Linked DNA regions of Homo sapiens: region 2 is linked to region 1. The links are chromatin loops, found by intact Hi-C in ENCODE. Cell type or tissue: ascending aorta. All regions are shown on one strand.

The links. Hi-C counts contacts between places; a loop is a spot of excess contacts. Peaks named below come from ENCODE experiments on the same cell type or tissue, not always from the same donor. Only the 100,000 strongest peaks of a DNase experiment are listed, where the experiment ranks them.
Region 2: a loop joins it to region 1, with 5 times the contacts of the local background. A loop is called at or near these places in 2 of 110 quality-filtered maps.

What each region holds. Positions count from the first base shown.
Region 1 is chr15:58,930,141-58,938,140 of GRCh38, forward strand. It overlaps SLTM (SAFB like transcription modulator), which reads right to left and starts at 3,539. Exons shown (of 21, transcript NM_024755.4): 1 at 3,264-3,539; 2 at 2,216-2,303. The coding sequence starts at 3,425. RefSeq lists silencers at 2,896-3,155, 3,526-3,705 and enhancers at 3,206-3,445, 3,736-3,875, 3,896-3,985. In ascending aorta, a CTCF peak has its summit at 3,918; a DNase peak (open chromatin) is centred at 3,801; H3K4me3 peaks cover 3,219 bases; H3K27ac peaks cover 3,972 bases.
Region 2 is chr15:59,297,515-59,305,514 of GRCh38, forward strand. All of the region lies in intron 1 of MYO1E (myosin IE), which reads right to left. Among named protein-coding and RNA genes, the nearest start is that of MYO1E, 71 kb to the right of the region's middle. RefSeq lists silencers at 761-820, 6,703-6,879. In ascending aorta, no CTCF peak of the experiment used is centred here; DNase peaks (open chromatin) are centred at 3,017, 3,427, 6,777 and 7,977; H3K4me3 peaks cover 668 bases; H3K27ac peaks cover 4,569 bases.

The sequences.
Region 1 (8,000 bases):
GGGTCTCATGCTGGACTGCAGTGGAGTGACCTTAGCTCACTGCAACCTCCACCTCCTGGGTTCAAGCGATTCTCCTGTCTCAGCCTCCCCAGCCTCCCGAGTAGCTGGGACTACAGGCACGCGCGCCACCATGCCCAGCTATTTTTTTTTTTTTTTTTTTTGTATTTTTAGTAGAGATGGGGTTTGGCCATGTTGGCCAGGCTGCTCTCGAATTCCCGACCGCAGGTGATCCACCCGCCTCAGCCTCTCAAACTGCTGGGATTACAGGCGTGAGCCACTGCACCCGGCCCCCAAATGTTACAACTTCTAACTGAATACCTTAAGACCTCTTAACATCAGAGTTATGGAATAAAGTTCAAGTATAACCCATACAAAGAAAAAAATTAGCAAACATACTGATAAAAATAAATAATGTTTACTTATTTAAAATGTTGTGGTGGCACATGCCTGTAGTCCCAGCTACCAGGGAGGCTAAGGTGGGAGGGATCACTTAAGCCCAGGAGTTTGAGGCTGCAAAGAGCTAGGCACCACTGCACTCTAGCCTGGGCAACAGAGCAATACCCTATTAAAAAATATATATATATATCATATATGATATATATACACCTATATATAATCTATATATCATATATATAGATATATATACCTGTCATAAAATGTATTGAAAAAACCCTTAAAATTTTATATTGCTGAAATTATTTCTAATAATAAGAGATAAATGATGTTCCTAGTCAAAACTGAAAAAGGGATATACAGAGAAATTAAAAGTAGGTGAGAAAGGAATAAATCATGTTTATTTTCAATGCTAAAATAATAGTCAACTCAAACAACCTGGGACTATGATTAATACACAGTACCTGTCAAACTAGCACAGCATGCTAGGTAAAAGATATGAATCAAAACTACTGCAAGACACATGGTTAATTCCTGATATACTTATTTCTGAATTTCTATCGTTTTCCATTTTGAAATAGCCTCTGGTTTGTTGGCAGTCTTCTCATGACAAGCTTCTTTAAATACAGAAAATGTATCTCTCAAAGTGATACACTGAGTCAGAGTTATCTTAAAAGCTACCTTTAAGATAACTTTTTTACTTCTCTAAACTACATCCCCACCTCTCCCAGGGAATGCTTATTAGCCCTTTTCAATTTCCTTTGGCACAAACAGGGGACTCTCCTAACCTAGGAAGACTTAAAATAGTGAGTTGTCCTCATCTCTGATACCCAGGTGTGCTTAAGATCAAAATTTAATATTCCCTTTTCAATATTAATCCATTCATTTTATTTTAGTTGCAATCATTCAGTGGTTGGGAGTAACACTTGGATCACTTAAAGCAGTAAAGAAAATTAGATTACAAAAAATGCAGCAGCTGTTCATGACAAACTCTGCATGAAAATTGTAGGTAAAGACCAGAATCCAGATATATCATGTCCACCCTCTGCCACTGTCCTTATAGGAGGGAGAAATTTGCAGTTATTCAAATAAAGGTTTCATTTACCAAGAAGCTTTAAAAAATACCTAAGTTCCATTCATACTGCAAAACGTTCATTTAAAACCACTTTTAGCTAGTCACTAAATCATTATATCCTAGAAATAAATATATTTTGCTCTAGCTTAAAAGTTAAAAATAAGAATCTTTAACATCCCTATAATTTAAAACTTTTTTAAGCTAATTAATCATGGATTTTTCCCTCTACCTTGTTAGTATGATTGGTGAGGTCTTTTTGAATTTCACTAAAAATTAGGAGGTATAATGGCATAAATGCAAATTAAGTTCACCAAGTCAAACAAAGTACTAAACATAAAGGTTATAGAATTTTAATATACTAAAGAAAACAGCAAGGAGGCAAGGTAAAAGATTTGGTAGGAATTCCATCAAAACTCTGCCAATTGTGGGGCAAGGTAGACATGTGTTAAACTGTATTTTATTCAGGTCTTCACACTATGAAGCATCATTACACAACTTGACTTTGTAATTTTTTCCGGAAGCAATAAAGAACTGTTCTCACTTTCTAATCAGCTTCAGCCGAATCTTAAGGGCTACAAGTCACCCAAAGCCTGGCAACAGTAACTTTTCTTCCTTGACCCAAGAAGGCAGACTGCCAGAGGGAAATAGCAAAGAGTAGCACTATATAAACAGGGCAAGAGGCACAAGAGCAGAGGCAAGTTATATAACCAAAATATATTTTAAAACATGTTCATAACTCGTAACAACCTTTGCCTTTAGTTGGTTTCTTGTTTGGAGTATCAGTTGAAACAGTTAATTCAATATTATCTGGATCGCCTCCTTCCTCTTCAATAGCCTACATTAGAAAGAGAAGTTAATATGCTACACAATCTATCTAAACTTATTTTATAAAAACGAAATGAAAAAAAATTTAGCAAACCTCAAGCCTCAAGACATTAGAATTGCCAGTCATTTCATCAACCGACTTCAAAAATGAGCAATTAAACTACACGAAAGAGTGAGAGAAACTTTCAGGGGAAAAAAATCATTAGGTATCAAAATCGCAAGGAGTTTTAAATTCTACCGTGTCAAGATAATTAAATATCACATCATACTGGCCAAAAATCCAAATATGTTCTATTGCAGAAAAGTTGCTAGCTACTAAAGTAAATAACTAAAAAGAGTTTTCCTAGTTTCTGTAATGCAAACTTACTGCTCCTCTGCTACAATTCCAACGCTCACTCAAACCAGAAAGCTAATCAGGAAAGAAAAAGTAATTATTGCGCTGATGCAAAAACTAAAAGCCTAGTGGAAAACAAAAACTCTGTCACCCACCCATCAACTCCCACTACCAATTCCCCCTCAAGATGGGGAAGAAACGGTTGGGCACAATTAAACGGTAACTTCGCAGAAGTCACCAAAGTAACCATTCCCTCTGAGGCCAAGAAATGCACACGCTCACCATGGCTAAAGGCTGGGGAGCCAGCGCCTCCCAGGTCTCCGCGATCGCCCTTGGGAGGCCGCGCCGGCCGGCCGCAACCCTCGCAGCCTGGCGGGGACGTCCCGGGGAGGCGGAGGCACGCTGGGCTGCGGTGGCCGGTCCCTCGCAGGCCCGGCCCGGCCCGGGGCGCGGGGCGGGGGCACCGCGGAAGGGTCCCCGTCCTCCACGCTCGCGGGAGCCGCCCCTGGCCTCCCTACCATGCCGTTCCGCAGGTCCCAGCGGCTGCGGGCAGCCGGAGGCTGCGGCGGAAGCGGGGCGCCGAGGCGCGGCCTAAGTTCCCCTTCCCGGTCCTTTCCGGTCCTCGCCGGGCCTCACCTGCTTGAGTCGGGAGATGAGCACGGTCTTGACTCCGGTGATGTCTAAGTTCCGCCGCTTCAGCTCGGACTTCAGATCGATGACCCGCAGATCGGTGATCTTTTTACCTTCCGCCTGACCCGAGGCGGCCGAGGCTGCCACCGCACCGGTAGCGGCAGCCATCTTAGAAGAGCAGCGCGCTGCCGAGGCAGCGAGTGGGCTGCAGGGCGGCGGCAGCAGCGCCAACTTCCACCCAGGCCTCGGCGGCCGCCGGCGCCGCGCAGCGCTGCGCACAATGAGCCGCTGGCCCCTCCCCCGGTCCGCCACCCTAGCGCAACCTGCAGCAGCAGCCGCCAGCACCCGGATGACGGCCGCGCGTGCGCGTTGGCGCAGGGACCGGCAGCGGCGCGCTCGGTCGAGCGGGCCGCGGCCACTTGGGCGGTGCGCTCCCTTGTGTGGACTGGGAGGTCGGGCACGTCCTACCGCAGCAACGTCCGCCGCGCCGCCGTTCTCTCGTCGCTTCGTTAGCCATTTTCTTGCAACGTCTTGAGTCTTGAGCAACAACGATGTGCGGGCACTGAATGACATAGTGCGCGCGTTACTCAACACAAACCGAGGGGGCGCGTGCGCGCGCTGAACCTCTCAAGGAAATACTTTATCAGTTCTGCTGAATAATCGAAAAATTGTCGCCGGTGTGCACCAACGAACTAGGTTCCCCGAGTTCCATTCAAAAGACCTCAAAGCAGTTCTAGGGCTGTTAGTCCAAAGAATAGGAAGGGCTGGCCTTTGACACATGGCTCATTGGCTGTCTCAGGAGAAAACATCATCGCCCTGCCCATGGCAGCTTAGGTTATTCTAGGGCTGCCCTTCCTCACTTGAAAAACAGGAAAACTTCTTTCTTGTTGGCCTCAGGTTTGCTATCCTCCCCGGTAGACCTGATGGCTCAACACGAAATTGTTCAATGAAAGAGAAAACTAGCTTATAAGTACTTGTTGCCGTTATCATATACTGTGTTCACTATTTTGCCCCCCAAAATTTGGGATTCCAAGAACAGTGAGCATCTTCTTATGGAGGATCGGCCTGTACAAGTGAGTACCTATTTGTAATTTTACCTTGTATTATTCATTATCAAAGTGCAAGCATTGATAAAATAAAACGATTCTATAAATTCCATAAGGTGATTATGATGCACAATTAACTATACTGTATTTCCTGGTTTTACAACTTAAATTCCTGAGATCTGACTCACTTTAGGTTACTTTTTCTGATTGGCTCAAAAAAAAGGAAGACTGGACATTATAAAAGAATACCTGACATTAGGGTAGTTCTTTACAGTTTATAAGGCACTTTGACGTACAGTAACCCCCTTAATCCTTCCCAAGTCTGTCAAGTAAATCTCCGTGAGGCTTAGAGAGATTAAATGACTTGCCCATGTTCACACAGCTGGTATGTGGCCGAGCTGTGCTCAAATCCCAGGCTCCTGATTCCAAATCCAGCTCTGTCTCTGCTACAACATTGGATTCACAATAATAGAAGTTTAGAATGCAAGACTCCTTAGAAATCTTCTGGCCCATCACTTGAGGTCAGGAGTTCAAGACCAAACTGGCCAAGATACAGGGTTTAGTAGAAACCCCGTCTCTACAAAAAATACAAAAATTAGCCGGGTGTGGTGGTGAGCACCTGTAATCCCCGCTACTCGGGAGACTGAGGCAGGAGAATCACCTGAACCCGGAAGGCAGGGGTTGCAGTGAGATCCGGCCGCTGCACTCCACCCTGGGCAACAGAGCAAGATCCTGTCTCAAAAAAAAAAAAAAAGTCTGGGTGCTGTGGCTCATGCCTGTAATCCCTGCACTTTGGGAGGCTGAGGTGGGTGGATCACTAGAGGTCAGAAGTTCAAGACCAGCCTGGCCAACATGGTGAATCCCCATCTCTACTAAAAATACAAAAAATTAGCCGGGCATGGTGGTGCATACCTGTAATCCCAGCTACTTGGGAGGCTGGGGCAGAAGAATCGCTTGAACCCAGGAGGCGGAGGTTGTAGTGAGCTGAGATCACGCCATTGCACTCCAGCCTGGGCAACAGAGCTAGACTCCGTCTCAAAAAGAAAAAAAGAAAAAAAAATCTTCTGGCCCAGCCCTCAAGATTTTAAGAGATTTATCTGGGAACTTACAGTTACACTCTCTCTTTTTTTTGTTTTTGTTTTTATTTTTATTCTTTTGACAGGGTCTCACTGTGTCACCCAGACTGGAGTGCAGTGGCGTGATCATGGCTCACTGCAGCCTCAACCTCCCAGGCTCAAGTGATCCTCCCACCTCAGCCTCCTGAATAGCTAGACTACAGGCGCCTGCCACTATGCCTGGCTAATTTTTGTATTTTTTGTAGAGACAGGGTTTCACCACGTTGTTGCCCAGTCTGGTCTCAAACTCCTGGGCTCAAGTGATCCTTCCCCCTCAGCCTCTCAAGTAGCATGCCAGCACACCCAGCTAATTTTTCTTTTCTTTTCTTTTTTTTTTTTTTTTTTTTGTAGAGACAGGGTCTCACTATGTTGCCCAGGCTGGTCTCAAATTCCTGGTCTTACACTATCCTCCTGCTTCAGCCTCCCAAAGTGCTGGGATTACAGACGTGAGCCATCACACCTAGCCCGAACAGGCTTTTAAACCTTTCCTACCTTGAAACATCTTCATTTGACTCAGCTATTTCCTTTTGACAATAGTTACATTATTGTGTACTTATCTTAATGAAAAGCACATAGGTTATATTAAATAGTGATGGGGAGATAAATCATATAGATGTCTCTCTGAAGATAATGAAGATGTTTGACAAAACACTTTGAAACTTTTTTTTTTTTTGAGATGGAGTCTCACTCAGTCGCCCAGGCTGGAGTGCATTGGCACAATCTCGGCTCACTGCAAGCTCCGCCTCCCGGGTTCACGCCATTCTCCTGCCTCAGCCTCCCGAGTAGCTGGGACTACAGGCACCTGCCACTATGCCTGGCTAATTTTTTTGCATTTTTAGTAGAGATAGGGTTTCACCGTGTTAGCCAGGATGGTCTCGATCTCCTGACCTCATGATCCGCCCGTCTCGGCCTCCCAAAGCGCTGGGATTACAGGCGTCAGCCTCTGCGCCCGGCCTACATTTTGAAACTTTTTAAAACATAAAAACCATAAAAGAAATAACAAGGTAATGAGAAATTACTGGGCCAAAATTTGAGAGAAGGCTGAAATCTAGAGAGATGAGACCACCATTTGGAATAAAAGAAGCTGTTTGCTAATGCTGAAAGACAGGTGAGATTTGAGCACCACTTTTGGGTGATTTAAGGGATAAAAGGTGGAGCCGAGTCTGCCAAAGGAAGGGGGCCTGATTTGCCATCCCAAACTTAGTTTTTTTGTTGTTGTTTTTTGGGGTATTTTTGTTTACTTTGTTTTTTTTGAGACGGAGCCTTGCTCTGTCACTCAGGCTGGAGTGTCGTGGCCCAATCTCAGCTCACTGCAACCTCCACCTCCCGGCTTCAAGTGATTATCCTGCCTCAGCCTCCTGAGCAGATGGGATTACAGTCATGCGCCACCGTGCCCAGCTAAATTTTTGTATTTTTGTAGAGACGAGGTTTCACCATGGTGGCCAGGCTGGTCTTATGCTCCTGACCTCGCTGTTCTCGAACTCCTGACCTCGAGTACTCTGCCTGCCTCGGCCTCCCAAAGTGTTGGGATTACAGGCATGAGCCACCGTGCCTGGCCCCAGACTTACTTTTGAGACACTAAAGGACTGCTCTCTAGAAGAAAACATGAACTTAGAGTAAGGAAAGCCTTGCAAAGACTGCAGCCATCTTGATGTCATGCTAATGACATGAAGTCATGTTGTAAGACCTAACGGTGTCATATTAATGCCACTGCTACCTAGCAGAAGCAAATGTAAATTATCCTTGAAGGGACATACAACAAATTACCTATGTTCACAAGTTGCTTTTACAAATATTTTTTAAATTACAGTGTCTAGGCCAGGCACGGTGGCTCACGCCTGTAATCCCAGCTCTTTGGGAGGCCGAGGCGGGAGGATCACCTGACGTCAGGAGTTCGAGACCAGCCTGGCCAACATGGTGAAACCCCGTCTCTACTAAAAATACCAAAAGTAGCCAAGCATGGTGACAGGCGCCTGTAGTTCCAGCTACTCAGGAGGCTGAGGCAGGAGAATCGCTTGAACCGGGTGGCAGAGGTTGCGATGAGTTGAGATTGCACCACTGCACTCCAGCCTAGGCAACAGAGCAAGACTCCATCTAAAACATAAATAAATAAATAAATATCTGCCTCTTAGGACACAGAATAGAGGATTGGAGAAGGGAGAAATTGGAGATATCCAGCACAGACAGTGAGGGACAGACAGAATTCAGAGAGAAATCCAAAATAATTGTAGTTGAAATTTCAGAAAGAAAAGAGAATGGGGTCAAACCAATCTCTGAAGAGATCATAGATGAAAATTTTCTAAAATTTAAGAAACATATCGATCCATAGATTCAAGAAGTTCAACAAAGCCCAAGTAGGATACATTTTAAAATCATGCAAGACACATCATAGTGAAACTACAGAAGAAGATCAAAGAGAAAATCTTAAAGGAGGCAGAGAAAAACATTAGATTGCCTTCATAGGAGCAAATATAAGATAAATGTTTACTTTTTTTTTTTTTTTTTGAGATGGAGTCTTGCCACTGGAGTGCAGTGGTGTGATCTTAGCTGACTGCAACCTCCGCCTTCCAGGTTCAAGCGAT
Region 2 (8,000 bases), 370 kb after region 1:
TCAGGTGATCTGCCTGCCTCAGCCTCCCAAAGTGCTGGGATAAAAAGCCACCATGTCTGGCTTTTAAAATTTTTATAATTTTTTGAGACAGGGTCGTGCTCTTGTGGCCTGGGCTGGAGTACAGTGGTGCGATGAGGGCTCACTGCCACCTCGACCTCCTGGGCTCAAGTGATCCTCCCACCTCAGCCCTGGAGTAGCTGGGACTACAGGTGTGCACTACCATGCTTGGCTAATTTTTTTGAATTTTAGTACAGATGAGGTCTCACTATGTTGCCCGGGTTGGTCTTGAACTCCTAAGCTCGAGTGATCCTCCCACCGTGGGCTTTGAAAGTGCTGGGATTACAGGCATGAGTTTTCCTTTGTCTTTTATGATGGTGACATTTTAAACAGTTCAGGCAAGTTATTTTATAGAATTTCCCTCCATTTGAGTTTGCCTGATATTTGTCATACTTAGATTCATCTTTCACATTTTTGACTAGAATTCTAGGCAAATAATTTTGTGTCCTTCTGAGGGCATGATGTCCAGAGGTACATGATATTTGTAGGTGATATTCACTTTCATCATTTGGTTAAGTATTTTCCAACTTCCCCACTGCGTAATTTTTCCTATTACAAATGCAAAGTGATTTGTGGTGAGATACTTTGCGACTATGTAAATATCCTGTTCCTCATCAAACCTTAAGAACTGACTGAAAAAATTTACATTTACAAATCTAGTTATTTGGTACCCTGGGGGAATGTATTAAACTCCGAAACTGAGTTTTTCAGACAGTCAAGGGCCATGGAGTATGTGTTTGGGCTTCTTAGATACATGACTTCCTCACAGCCCGCTGAGTTCCAGAGAGGCTGAGGTTGCCCGATAGCTGTGCCCTGATCAGTGATACTGCGTTCTACCTCCACAAGGTGTGAAATCATGCATTCCTAGAAGCTGAACTGAAAACCAGAACTATGAGTCAAGGTGATTCTTAATGGCCCAGACAGCACTGTGGGAAGAGGCATAGAAGGAAATCAGGTCTGTCCATATGCAAAGCTGCTATGTGTGGGATGTTCACGTCTGGTTTCCTCCCTCGGGGTGCCTGTGAACCTCACCCCTGCTCCAATCCTGTTCCCCCTCTCTTCCTTGACTACAGTGGCATTAAATAAGAACCTATTTAAAGGGTAGAAATGGAAGGAGTTCTTTCAGACCAGATCGCTTAAATCCAGGTGAGGACTGGGGGTAAAGGACAACATGAGTGAAAAGGATGGAGTCCAATCATTCAGTTCAAAGAGGTTGCCAACATCTGTCCTTGAATCACAAAGAGGAAAGTTCTTCTCTATGCCCAACCTTTGATTCCCGCCATTCTTGTTTCCACAAGGGAATCTGCTGCCACCTGGGATAACCATTAAACATTTTCTTTTTGCTAAAAATTATTGTGTGGAAATATTACCTCAGATGACTTTGTTATACAAGAACCACCACTTCCACAACTACAGTGACTGGGATAGATCCTCAGAAAAAAAGCCTGGTCTCTATGGCAAATTATCACAGACATGAAGGCCAGTGAGCTTATTCAGAGGCCAAAGATTCTTGCTCTGCCAATATTACGGCCACATGTTTTACAAGCCTGGAGTCCATTTCTTAAAGGTATGTGTGTAGGTTCGTGATTTTAATATTAATAGCTACTGCTGACACATCACTGGAAAAACACAGGTTTTCCATTTTGACGGTAAAAGGTTTACATTTAGGATTCATTTATCCCTCCCTTAGCTTGAGTAATGAGATACAAATTACTGGTAGTGCCCTCCAAAATTCCTCAGGCTTCATAAACACAAACAGGAATTGGCAATAACAGTAATTACAGGGATGGCATTTTTTAAATAGCCGCCGCACTCTTGTGGTTTTCTTTCCTGAACTGCATCCTATATTTTTCATTTATTCAATCATTCACTGATTCAATCATTTCACCTAGTCAACAAAACTTATGTTAGGCCTTGGGGATAGGATGATGTTTTAAAAAGATACAAAGGTTTACAAATTAATTACTTAAGTCTGCATTTATAGTTCCACTGTGAAGAAATGGGCTTTGTTGCCATAAGATTCAATTCTTTCATCTTCTAAAAATCCTGAGTGAGCTATGAAGAAAAAGAATATAAATGCAATTCACTCCGAAGTGTGAAATATTACCCCTGGCTACCAGGTAAGCTGAGAAGACTGTGAGTTCACACAAATCATTGATCTTTCTTGACAACTGAATCCTAACCTGATGACCCCATTTAAAGAAACTCTGTAGTTTCATTTTAGAAACACCAGCCCAAATTCTGACGATAATTAGCTCTAATCATCATTTATGCCATTTAAATTAAGTTGATTAGATTTTCCCTAACAATTTTCCACTCAGAAGTTGCTATTTTAAAAATCTCAATGCCCAGCTGTGAGACGCACAAATTTGGTGTGAGGTATGTGATACCATCTCCTATCTGGCAAAGGTTTTAAATATCCTAACTGGAACCCCTAAATCTTTAATGTAATGTAAGATCTCCGTGAGATATACTTTGTCACCACTGAGAAGCTAAAAGGGCATTTGAGCAACTGTTCACCACAAACCAGTCAGCTACTTTATAATTTATCATCTGGTGAAATCCTAAGAGCCTGGGCTTTGGGTCCTCTTGAATCTCTTCTAGATGAAAATCTTGGGCAGTTCTTCCCAACCAGCATGCCTGGCAATGAATGCCAGTCCCTAGGAAAAGGCTGAAGGGGGTGCTGGGTTTTCCTGTTCCCATGGCTCTGCCTGCCCAGCACGCGCACACACACACACACACAGACACACACACACACGCACGGTCATTTCTGGTGCACACAGGCACACACACACGGCCATTTCTGGTGTGCACACACACCCCCATTCCCATTTCTGAGTCTTTATTGGCAAAGATACTTCTAGAGGCTTAGAACCACTGGACACTCCCACAAACATCTTCAGACACCACCCTCCCCACCCACTGCTATTTCCCCACTCTGCCCGCTCATTCTCAGACCTAAGCACAAGAGGAAGTGAGTCTACCCATGATGCGGTCACACTTTTTGAAACCTGGAAGTGGGCCACATGTTGTAAAAGGAAGCTGAACGCTGGTGCACTGATCTAGAAACCTGTGATCGCCTTCTAGCTATAAATCTTCCGGGGTTCCCATTAAAAAAGAAATTCCCAAACTGCCCCTCTTTTGTTGGAGCTATGATTATGAAAAATCCTGACAGGCTTTCTTGAAGGTCTCACAGGCTAGCTCTAAGAAGCTAGCCAAACGATAAAATCACAATCATAACAAACTCTTGGAGGAGGGAGCTTATTGTATATCTTTCTTTTTTTCCTTTTTTTTCTTTTTTTTTTTTTTTTTTTGAGACAGAGTATTGCTCTGTTGCCCAGGCTAGAGTGCACTGGCACCATGCCAGCTCATTGCAACCTCTGCCTCCCATGTTCAAGAGATTCTCCTGCCTCAGCCTCTGGAGTAGCTGGGATTACAGGCACATGCCACCATACCTGGCTAATTTTTGTACTTTTAGTAGACATGGTGCTTCACCATGTTGGCCAGGCTGGTCTTGAAATCCTGACTTCAGGTGATACGTCTGCCTCGACCTCCTAAAGTGCTAGGTGTGAGCCACCGCACCTGGCACATTTGTTTTCCTTTTTAAATTTTATCAGTGGCAGCCTCTGAATCCTCAAGATGTATTAAAAATGTCTTCCTAATTAATGTCTCCACTCTCTTTTGAGGAAAATATGGATTCAACAATAAGAATGTATCTTTACATCTGAGCATTTAAAAATAGATTAATTCTCCCATTTATACTATAGCAACTTGTAGTCAACAAAATTTCCCTTCTCTTTTCCTCAGAAATGCCCTCATTCCCAGGAAATTTTACCCCAGTCTGCTGGGAGCAGGAACATCTCTGTGCAATCCTGAAAGCCAGCCTTCTTTTGAGATGCCCTCATCCCCTCACCGACTCAACAGCCCTGCCTTAAGTGAAAGCACCTAGGACCCTCAACTGTGTCTCCTGGGCTAATGCCCGAAGGCTATAATGTTTAATTGAAGAGATCTTCTTGGATGCTGAGAGGAATAAAGTCAGTCAGTAACAACCACTCTCCTCGGTCCTTGAGGCAGCTTTATTGTGGCTAAGTCCATATTCTGCCATGACCTGGCAGAGAGAAGAGGCTTAGCACTGGAGCCTGCTGGAGCCTGAAGAGCGGACTCCAAATTCCTCTTCTGCGACTTACTACTGGCTGGGTGGCCCAGGGGATTCTCTTTAACTCTTTTGTTTCCAACCTCACAGGGTTGACTTCCAAGATAGAGAACGGGAAAGCTAACCTGAAGATGTCATATCAATGAGTTATTTTGATAACATCAAGAGATCATCTGTGATACTACTGATTCGTTTTTCCTAATACATACCCTCATCCTAATTGCTATGCACTCAAATAACTTACCTTCCCCTGCCCTCAAACCCATTTTCAAACTAATGCAAACAGAACACCTACGTAAAGGTAGGTTCGTCCCCTGCCTGGCAGAACTAAAGCCTCTGTTGGAGGTAATAAGAACATGGGGTCTGGCCAATTCTCAGGAAAGTCCCAGGCACCATGAGCATCAGATGTGGGGAGAAAAAAAGGCAGGAAAAGTTAGAAAAGAGTACACCTTGAGGCTAACAGAAACCAGCGTGCCAATGAGGGGATCAGTTTGTGACTCAAGTAAGATTTAGGGACATGTCCAATTAACGAAGGCACTGTCCTAAATGTCTTGAGAAAAAAGGCACCCCAAAATAGACCTTCTATATGATCACAGACATTAACATGCCATCTTGAAATGGCAACATACTGCAAAAGAATGCTGACAAGGTGAGACGCGGGGCAGTGTGCTGGGTAGACAAGGCCAGTATTTAGAAGTCAGAACACCTTAGCTGGGTGACCACTGCAGTCACTTAAGGCCGCTTAGTCTCACTTTCCTCATCCATGACAAGGGTGCCACAATCTAACTCATGAGGCCAGGAGGAAAAGTTCTGTGTCTAGGACTCATCTGTATTATTGGATTTCACATGTCGTCTTGACCTTAATTAGACATAACACAACTGATTTTTTGACTAGGCGCTGCATGCCACCTGAGCAAAGAAATCTGTCTCTTTTTCTCTGAATCTCCAGAGTCCATCTAACACAGTGCCTGACACACCTTGGGGCTTGATCAATTTTATTCCATTTACAACTGAAAAATGAGGTGTAAAGTAATACATTATAAACTCTGGACACTATATAAATTATACAAATATGTTAAAAATTATTGAAAGTAAATAAAAGACACTTGCCAATTTAGAAGCTAAAAATGGCATTGGAAGTTAAGGACTGGTAAAGCTGTCTCCAGTCCTGCCCAGGGGAGAAGGACATTTTGACCAGGGCACCTATGAATACAATCTCTTAGGCCAAGGCATCTCTAGAGTGGAGAAAGGAAACTTTCAGTTGTTGTCTGGTGAGAATACCCCTCAGAATCACTCCAAGCCACCTACATATTAACTGGTTCCCACACAGAAGAAAATGTAATGCCTGGCTGGTATTTTGAGAAGCCAGCTTGGCAGGTGAGTTCCATGCTGCAAATAAAGTCTTCAGCTTCAGACCCTCATCAAGTCTAAATTTGATTGTTAGAATTAGATGTCAGCTTGATAAAATCCATCATCTAAAATGCAAAAGCCAGCCTGAGCAACGTGGCGAAACCCTGTCTCTACCAAAAATACAAAAATTGGCCGGGTGTGGTGGTGGCATGTGCCTGTAGTTCTAGCTACTTGGGAGCCTGAGATGGGAGAATCACCTGAGCCAGGAGGTCGAGGCTGCAGTGAGACGGGATTGTGCCATAGTCCTTCAGCCTGGGCAACACAGTGAGACCCTTTCCTAGCTACTGAGGAGGCTGAGGCAGGAGAATTGCTTGAACCCGAGGGGCAGAAGTTGCAGTGAGCCGAGACCGTACCACTGCACTCCAGCCTGGGTAATAAAGTGAGACTCTGTCTAAAAATAAAGAAAGAAATAAATAAAAAGGAAGAAATTAAAAAAGATAAATAAATAGATACATAAAATGCAAAAGCAAGAGGCAACAGTGCCTTCCAGATCTCTCCTCGGAGTAAGCAGCATAATCCCACAGCGAGATGGTATCTGCGAGTAGTGGCACTGAAGTGTGATCATCTCGCATTTGCCCCTCTCCCTGGCTCACAAATGTGACAGGGAAAGGCGGTGGCACAAAACACCAGGCACAGTGACTGCACACAAAACCATTGCTCAAAAGCTACTTGTTCTACTGAGTCGGCAGTGTAGGACTCTCTTCTGATAAAATTAACAACAACAGCAGGAATATAATGGCCCGTTTCCTGGATATATGGCCTTTCACAGTTAAGAGTTTCCATACACATTAAAGTGATGCCTGGAGGAGTATCAGGCAGGCGTCTCTATTTTCATTTTCTTTTCTTTCTTTTTTTTTTTTTTTTTTAGAGGGAGTTTCGCTCTTGTCACCCAGGCTGGAGTGCAACGGCGCAATCTTGGCTCACTGCAACCTCTGCCTCCTGGGTTCAAGCGATTCTCCTGCGTTAGTCTCTCTAGTAGCTGGGATTACAGGCACACACCGCCACGCCTAGCTAATTTTTGTATTTTTAGTAGAGATGAGGTTTCACCATGTTGGTCAAGCTGGTCTCAAACTCCTGACCTCAGGTGAGTCATCTGCCTTGGCCTCCCACAGTGCTGCGATTACAGGCGTGAGCCACTGCGGCCCGCCTATTTTCTTTTTCTATATGAGAAAGGTGAAGGTCAGGTACGTGGCCAAGGTCACATATAAAGCAAAAGGCAGGGCTGGGTTCCTACGCTACTGTTTCAGTTGGCTTCTTTCCATCTCTTCACAAAACTGAGATGATGGTAACCTTGGATTAACTGGAGCTGAAATATGTGCTAGAATTTCCCTTTAGACCTCCAAAGCCCAGTGAAATTTTTATAGGTGCTACTAGAAAAAGGGGCTTTCTTCTAATTATTTAGGTATGACACAAAATAAATCATGTCATCTTTGCCTTCTTTTTCCTCATTTCAAATGGATGTTGCATCATGGATTCAGCATAACTTTTTTTTCAAGGGGGCTCTGCTGAAACTATGCTCTGTTGCATCCTTAGCCCGTGATCTGGTTAGGGCAGAAATGCCCGGGAATCAGGCTCTTGGTTCAAATTACCCTCCCTAGTACAGATCAAGCGGGACCTAAGACTGCAAAAGTATTTACTGTTGTCAATTAAGCTACAAAATAAGCTATTCATTGACCTTGGCTCAAATCAAATCCTAGAAAATGGAACTTGTCTTTACCCTGTCATAATCAAAATTATGGGTCCTACAGGAAACTTTTTTGTGTCTGTGCTCAGAAAAAAATATGAAGTGGCTTTGCTTTGTCTCTATTTACCATGGTTTCACCATGACCTTGTCCAAGGTCAGTGCTCTGTGAGTCGGCTTATGGCCAACAGGAAGACAACATGGCCGAGCTGTGAGCACCTGACCAGCGTCGAGCAACACTGTGAACGAGTGGTGTATAGCGTCCACTGTCACCAGTTCCTGGAGGTCAGGGCTTGCTTTTTTCTTTCTCAAACAACTGCCTCTAAGCAGCCTTCATATCTAGCAGAATGTCAAAGAAGATCATTCCACAATTTATTTATTATTTATTTATCTATCGAGATGGGGTTTCACTCTGTCGCCCAGGTTGGAGGGCAGTGGCATGATCTCAGCTCACTGCAACCTCTGCCTCCCGGGATCAAGCAATCCTCCCACCTCGGCCTTCTGAGTAGTTGGGACTACAAGCACACACCACCATGCCCGGCTAATTTTTTGTATTTTTAGTAGAGATGGAGTTTTGCCATGTTGCCCAGGCTGGTCTCGAACTCCTGAGCTCAAGTGATCCGCCCACCTCAGCCTCCCAAAGTGCTAGGATTACAGCCATGAGCCACCACGCCCAGCCTATTCCACAGTAACTTAAAT